2 separate regions of the Homo sapiens genome follow, and region 2 is linked to region 1. The links are chromatin contacts, found by Hi-C or POLR2A ChIA-PET in ENCODE. All regions are on one chromosome and are shown on one strand. The core of a region is the stretch at or near the end of the contact, and the rest is flanking DNA. Distances in the headings are between cores, read along the strand shown. Region 1 overlaps ZNF710 (zinc finger protein 710). Region 2 has its middle 24 kb from the start of ARPIN-AP3S2.

Region 1 (4,009 bases), core at 1,211-3,710:
GGCGGGCAGATCACCTGAGGTCAGGAGTTCAAGACCAGCCTTGCCAATGTGGTGAAACCCTGTCTCTACTAAAAATACAAAAATTAGCTGGGTGTGGTGGTGGATGCCTGTAATCCCAGCTACTTGGGAGGCTGAGGCAAGAGAATTGCTTCAACCCGGGAGGCAGAGGTTGCAGTCAGCCGAGACCACACCATTGCACTCCAGCCTGGGCAACAGGAGCAAAACTCCATCTCAAAAAAAAAAAAAAAAAAAAAATTTAAACATTAGCCGGGTGTGGTGGCATACACCTATAGTCCCAGCTACTTGGAAGGCTAAGGTGGGAGGAACACCTGAGCCTGAGAGGCTGAGGTTGCAGTGAGCTGAAATCACGATACTGCACTTCAGCCTGGGCAACCAGACTGAGACCCTGTCTCCAAAAAAAAAAAATCATTTTTATAACCCCTGCAAGACCCAAGGAACACAGTTTGAGGATCACTGAAGTATCTTACCCTCCCTATTTTCTAGATGGGAGGACAGAGGCCAGAGAGAGGCCAGGATGCAACAGGGAGGCGTCCTGGCTCAGTGGTCAGAAGTACAGAGGGTGTCCTTTGTTCCTTGTCATTACAAAAGCAAATCAAAACCTGTGACTTCCCTTTAAGAACAGGCTAAATATATTTAATTTTCAAAGCAGAGAAGATGTAAGGAAAAATATTTGTTATGGAAAAGTACAGGTAGTTCTAGAATATGGCTAAACTAGGCACAGTGGCTCGGGAAGGCAGAAATTGAGCAGCACTTTCTAATCTACCATGTCCCTAAACCCAGCCTTGACCCGTACTCCCCTGCCCTCCATTCCCCGCCTTCAGCCACCAGCCTCCCCGCTTTTCAGCCAATATCACCTCCTCTGAGAGGCCCTCATATCCGGGTAGGTGGAATGAGGCCCCTTGGGTCCCACAATCCCACTCTGGTACTTGGCTGCCCCATGGTTTCCACCGAAATCCCACCAACTTTACCCTTCAAAGCTGAATGTACATAGAGCTTCCTCTCCCCATAACGGTGGCCTATGAGTGATACTCCAGGTCAAACTTGTGACCCTGTCTCTCACGGTAGACACTATAGGGAGTTGGGGAGCTGTTAATACCCTGCCAGGCCTAGAAACCAGCAATTTGTAGGTTTCATTGCAGAGGCTCCTGCAGTCAACTGCTAGTAGCTGCCTAAAATGTAATGTCAAGAAAGAGTCTAGCCAGGCATGGTGCTGCACACCTGTAGTCCCAGTTACTCAGGAGGCTGAGGTGGGAAGTTTGCTTGAACCCAGGAGTTTGAGGCTATGATTGCTCCTATTAATAGCCACTGCACTCTAGCCTGGGCAACATAGCAAGACATTTTTTTTTTTTTAAGAAAAAAAAAAAGGAAGAATTCTGGGCTGGATGCAATGGCTAACAGTAATCCCAACACTTTGGGAGGCTGAGGCAGGAGAATCACTTGAGCCCAGGAGTTTGAGACCAGCCTGGCTAACATAGTGAAACCCTGGCTCTACTAAAAATATTTTTTAAAAATAGCTGAGTGTGGTGGTGTGCACCTGTAGTCCCAGCTTGAACCCAGGAGGCAGAGATTCCAGTGAGCCGAGATCACACCACTGTGCTCCAGCCCAGGTGACAGAGCAAGACTCTATCTCAAAAAAAAGAAAAAAATCAAAAAATTAGCCAGGCATGGTGGCACACACCTGTGGTCCAGCTACACATGAGACTGAAGCAGGAGGATTGCTTGAGCCCAGGAGGTCAAGGCTGCAGTGAGCTGTGATTGCGCCACTGCACTCCAGTCTGGGCAACAGAGCAAGACTCTGTCTCCAAAAAGAGAAAAGGATTCTGAAACTGAATCTAGGCTTGGCAATAAAACCCTATGATGGATTGTTAATGTCTGCAAGGAGTGATTGTGCAGGGTGACAGCATATATGCTATATATTTGCCATCTTTCTCCTCTACTGGGGGACTTAAAAATCCCAAGTCCAGGGCCTGGCACAGTGGCTCACGCCTGTAATCCCAGCACTTTAGGAGGCCGAGGCGGGCAGATCACAAGGTCAGGAGTTCGAGGCCAACCTGGCCAACATGGTGAAGCCCCGTCTCTACTAAAAATACAAAAATTAGTTGGGCGTGGTGGTGGGCGCCTGTAGTCCCAGCTACTCGGGAGGCTGAGGCAGGAGAATTGCTTGAACCCGGGAGGCAGAGGTTGCAGTGAGCCAAGACCGTGCCGCTGTACTCTAGCCTGGGCAACAAAAGCAAGACTCTGTCTTAAAAAAAAAAAAAAAATCCCAAGTCCACAGAGTGTTAATACTGTGAAGAAAAGCTGAAAGCAAAAACCAAAGGCTAATAAAACTGGAAATGTCCCTATTATCAGCCTAAATTTGTACAATGTGCACATCATGTGTTTATAAAAGAAACTCCTGAATGGCAGGGCCCCCTGGTGGTCATACACATCTGCGATGTGTCAGGAGGGGGTATACAGCACAAGACACAGTCCCTGCTGCTAAGAGACATAGACACGGGAACCATTAAGTTATAATACAAAGTTTTTATACCAAACAAGCAGTTAAGACAGCAGCTGTGACCACAGACACATGTCCCACTGGGTTCCTACTAAATTACTAACTCATCAAAAAGAAAACAGCTCCCAACTTAAAAAAAATTTCTTTTATTTATTTATTTTTACTCTTTTTTTTTTTTTTTTTGAGACGGAGGCTTACTCTGTCACCCAAGCTGGAGTGCAGTGGTGTGATCTCAGCTCACTGCAACCTCCGCCTCCTGGGTTTAAGCAATTCTACTGCCTCAGCCTCCTGAGTAGCTGGGATTACAGGCGCATACCACGCTCAGCTAATTATTGTATTTTTAGTAGAGATAGGGTTTCACCATGTTGGCCAGCCTGGTCTCGAACTCCTGACCTTGTGATCTGCCCACCTTAGCCTCCCAAAGTGCTGGGATTACAGGCATGAGCCACCGTGCCCGGCCTTTTTCAAATTTTAGAGATAGGGTCTTGCTATGTTGTCCACACTAGTCTTGAGTTCCTGGCCTCAGGTGATCCTCTTGCCTCAGCCTCCCAAAATGCTGGGATTACAGGTGTGAGCCACCGTGCCCAGCCCAGCTCCCAGCTTTTATCCTAATTTTCCTCCATGGATAATAAATTGGACCCCTTTGCACACAACACCCTGTCCTGCTCTGGGAGTGACCTCCAAACCGTAGAAAAGAAAGTTCACAGTCCAAACCAGTGGGTTTTCTCCTGGAATCCATGTCTCCTGGGGGTGAATAGCCCAAAGTCCATCAATGATAAGAATCATCTGGGGGCCCTGTTGAGAATAAAAATTCCTGGGCCCATCCCAGGCCCCATGAATTAGACCCTCCAGGGAGCGGCCTGCAAGGCTGTATGTTGGATGAGAACTACAGGTGGCTGTTATCACCAGGGAAATTAGGAAAACACTTTCAAGAGATGAGTGGATAGGCTCTGGGAGTTTGAGACCCTTCGAAATTCTACATAGACCTAAGTGCCATTTTTGGGGGGGTGTCCATAGCTTCAATCATATTATCAAAAGGGTCTGAACCAAAAAGGCCACCAAGAGACAGCATGGAGGATAAAAACACATACACGTGTCCTTGATCTGATGAAATAGTCCACAGACAGCGGGCAGACCCTGTGTCTTCTTGGCGACAGACCCCTGCCGCCTAGTGTGGTACTGGCTTGGAGCAGGTGCCCGGTAAATGGTTGTTGAATGAATGAATGAATGAGCACACATTTGCCTTAGTGCACTAGTACAGACCTTATGTACACATCCACCCTGGGGGCAGGAGACAGCAGGTATCTGGATCGTTACAGTAAAGCACAGCCTATTTCTATTACTGAAAGGCTTCCTGGAGTAAGTGGCTCTGCCCCCACATTCTTCGGTGGTTTTAAACAAGTGTTACCTATTTTGGAATACCCTCAAAAAGAGACATTTCCCAGAAAGTGTGCCTTTGTGATGCTATGGCCCTGCCCCTACCCGGCTCCC
Region 2 (3,747 bases), core at 294-2,793, 130 kb before region 1:
ACAGCTATTGTCAGCAAACATTGATTATAGGGACACGTATCAATTTCAAAGAAATAATGAATTCTAGTAAACCTTAATACTTTTACTTCCCACACCTCTTCTGCCTCTAGGCAGGCTGGATGCTTCAAGCCACACACAGAAGGTTCTGTACTTGGAAAGGCTCTTTGATACTTTGTAAGATATTAATCCTATTACACAAATACTGCTGGAAAGGAAATCTTTGAATATAAAACTTCGACTATAATTCTGCTATTTCTTCAGATAGAGTCCTAGAAGAGAGAATTTAGATATTTAAAAATAAGGCTGACTATTCTTTCTTTCTTTCTTTCTTTCTTTCTTTTTGAGACAGGGCCTGGCTCTGTTGCCCAGACCGGGGTGCAGTGGCGTGATCTCAGCTCACTGCAACCTTCGCCTCCCAGGCTCAAGCAATCCTCCCACCTCAGCCTCCCAAGTACCTGGACTACAGGCACACACCACCACGTCTGCCTAATGTTCGTATTTTTTTGTAGAGATGGGTTTTGCCATGTTGGCCAAGCTAGTCTCGAACTCCTGAGCTCAAGCGATTTATCTGCCTCTGCCTCCCAAACTGCTAGGATTACAGACATGAACCACTGCACCCGGCCTATTCTTTTCATGAATACAAATCACACTTTTTGGATCAGATGTGAAGTAGGCACATAGATACACACAGACACACAGACACACACAGACACACACACACACACACACACACACACACACACAGTGGCAACACTGGAAAACAGAGTGCTCTCAGTAGACCATAAATGATCAGGAACCTCTGAAAGGCAGAAGGAGAATGAAGCTAGACTACAGGAGGAAACCACAGCCTAAACCACATGCAAGAAAAGATTGCTCTACAAGTCAAGAGCATCTTAGGGGCTCTAAGCTTGGAGACGGTAGATACGGGGAAGAGGAGGAAGCTCTGGGGCACCATGAAGGTGGTTAATTCAGGCATCACAGTAGGAACAAGGGTCTGGCTCCCTGCTTTCCTCCCCTGCTTGTACCAAACAGAGGACAGCAGAGGCCTCTGCCTGCAGTCAGGAGTAGCAGGGTGACAGGGACAAGCTGAGATAAATTCAGTCTATCCCCCAGGCCCTGCGGGCCCGGTCAGTCACCCCGATGGCCAAGAAGTTAAGGAACTGCTGCTCTTTGCATGTGAGGTGTGCAATAAGAGGTTTAAGTATTGAGGCAAGCTAGCCATCCACAAGAGATCACACACAGGAAAGAGATTCTTTCAATGTAATCTCTGTGGGAAGCGCTTCAGGCAGGGCATAGGCCTGCAATTTCACCAGCAAACCCACACTGGGGAGAGGCCCTACACGTGTGACGTCTGCCAGAAGCAGTTCACCCAGAAGTCCTACTTGAAGTGCCACAAGAGAAGCCACACAGGGGAGAAGCCCTTCAAATGTAAAGACTGCAAGAAAGTTTTCACCTACAAGACGAATCTGAAGGAGGACCAGCGCATCCACTCCGGAGAGAAATCCTACAAATATGTTCCAAGCGTCCAAGAGCCTTCGGTCGGCCCGCGACCTTAAGACGCCACCAGAAAACACTTCCAGAAACCACTTCGCAGTGACTTCGTCATCAGGTCTATGTCTTCTGCACCAAGAAAGTGTGAATGAAGATTTTTCACCGATGTTATCAGATGACGTTTGACACATAATGGGCGCCTGGCACACAAAGGAGTGCCCTAGATAGGAATTCCCAGGATGTTTGTTTAAATCTTTTTCCTCCCCAGTGAATTTTGGTTTTTGTTTCATTATGTCTATTGTTATAGGTTTATTTTGGCTTGTGTTGCTGTTCTTTCAATAAACATCTTATTAGTTTTCAATATTTTGTAACAACAACAACAAAAAAGGAGTAGCAGGGTGAAAACTTGAGCTCAAAAAGTAAGGCAGTGCTCTGGAAGACCACCAACACGAGAAAAACATAAGCTACTTGCTCAACCCACCCAGCAAAGTATCCCATTCCTCTACCATAATAATTGGATTCAGGATGTAGCAAACAGTCACAGTGTCACACACTGGTCACATTAGTTAGTAATGTTTAGCAAATAATAAGAAATCTGACTAATAATGACTCAAGCAAAAAAGACATTTAATTAAATTACATCACGAGATGTCTAGAGATAGGTGGTTTCAGGTTTAGTGTCTCTAACTCAAGGAAGCTATACAGAAAACAGATTTTCTACCTCTCCACTTCATCATCCTTAGTATACAGCTTCCTTATGGTCATGTGATGGCTGCCGCACTTCAGATATAACATTGAGAGGTGAGGCCAGCTGGACTTCCTGGGTCGAGTGGGGACTTGGAGAACTTTCCTGTCTTACAAGAGGATTGTAAAATGCACCAATCAGCGCTCTGTAGCTAGCTAGAGGTTTGTAAAATGCACCAATCAGTGCTCTGTAAAAATGCACCAATTGGCGCTCTGTAGCTAGCCCAAGGTTTGTAAAATGGACCAATCAGCACTTTGTAAAATGGACCAATCATCAGGACATGGGTGGGGACAAATAAGGGAATAAAAGCTCCCCTCCACACCCCCCCCCACACCCCCCCCCCGCCCGGCCAGCCAGCAGTGGCAACCTGCTTAGGTCCCCTTCCACACTGTGGAAGCTTTGTTCTTTTGCTCTTCACAATAAATCTTGGCTGCTGCTCACTCTTCAGGTCTGTGCTGCCTTTAAGAGCTGTAACACTTACCGCAAAGGTCTGCTGCTGCATTCTTCAAGTCAGCCAGACCACAAACCCACTGGAAGGAACCAACTCCGGACACAACATCATGTCGAAGGAAGAAGGGAAAGATGTGGTGTCACTGAGTTTTCACTCATAAAAGTGTCCCTTTTATGATAAAGTAAAAGTTTTCCCAGAAATTCCTGAGTAGGCTTCCACTTACATCTCATTGGCCAGAACTTTGTCACACATCAGCCCTGCTGCAAGAGAGGCTGGAAAAAAAACGGAATTGGAATTACAACAATTGATTTAGAACAATCATGATTTGTTACCTGAGCTGGCTGAACATGCAATTGCCCAAACTGAATTAACTTTCTGCTCTTTAGGAAGCAAGAAGTGAGCAATACCTATGACTAGCCCATTGTCAAGGTCTTCTGTGAAAGCTAACAAGGATGCTCAAATACAAAAGACAGTCGCACATCCAGGAATCAAAAAATATTTGAGGAAAAACACAACCTTAAAACAGAGATACCAAACTCAGGAAACAGAGAAATCAGGGAGACTTTAGATTAATTATATACACTACAATACAGTATATATAGATAGATGGCTAGGCTACGTGGCTCACACCTGTAATCCCAGTCAAGTAGGAGGATTGCTTGAGCTCAGGAGTTCAAGACCACCCTGAGCAATATATTGAGACCTTGTCTCTACTTAAAAAAAAAAAAAATTGCCGGGTGTGATGTCACGTGCCTGTGGACCCAGCTACTCAGGAGGCTGAGGTGGGAAGATTGCTTGAGCACAGGAGACCACGGCTGCAGTGAGCTATGATCACACCACTGTACTCTAGCCCGGGTGACAGAGTAAGACCCTGTCTCCCCCACAAAAAAACCCATGGAGAGTCCTCAAAAATTTAAAAATAAAGCTACCATATGTGATTTATATATCCCAAAGAAATGAAATCAGTATGTTAAATAGATACCAGCACTCCAATGTTTCCTGTAGCACTATTCATAATAGCCAAGATAGGTCATCAACTTAACTGTCAATGGATGAATAG

The links. Hi-C counts contacts between places; a loop is a spot of excess contacts on that map. ChIA-PET counts read pairs that join two places held with the same protein, here RNA polymerase II (POLR2A). Pooled maps may share reads with other maps.
Region 2: a pooled map shows a loop between it and region 1 (4-fold over the local background). The contact joins two enhancer-like sites. A Hi-C loop is called at or near these places in 1 of 168 maps with a recorded cell type or tissue (PC-3) and 7 of 50 pooled maps. POLR2A ChIA-PET finds 5 or more read pairs at or near these places in 8 of 52 experiments (A673, BJ, CD8-positive, alpha-beta memory T cell and 5 more).

Annotation. Positions count from the first base shown.
Region 1 is chr15:90,068,996-90,073,004 of GRCh38, forward strand. The region is part of intron 2 of ZNF710 (zinc finger protein 710); the gene reads left to right. Among named protein-coding and RNA genes, the nearest start is that of ZNF710-AS1, 11 kb to the right of the region's middle. Within about 2 kb of position 2,461, at least 11 of the 41 ENCODE cell types and tissues checked have a DNase peak (open chromatin) inside an H3K27ac peak, as active enhancers do.
Region 2 is chr15:89,935,413-89,939,159 of GRCh38, forward strand. It overlaps the pseudogene LOC100421368. Among named protein-coding and RNA genes, the nearest start is that of ARPIN-AP3S2, 24 kb to the left of the region's middle. Within about 2 kb of position 1,544, at least 4 of the 41 ENCODE cell types and tissues checked have a DNase peak (open chromatin) inside an H3K27ac peak, as active enhancers do.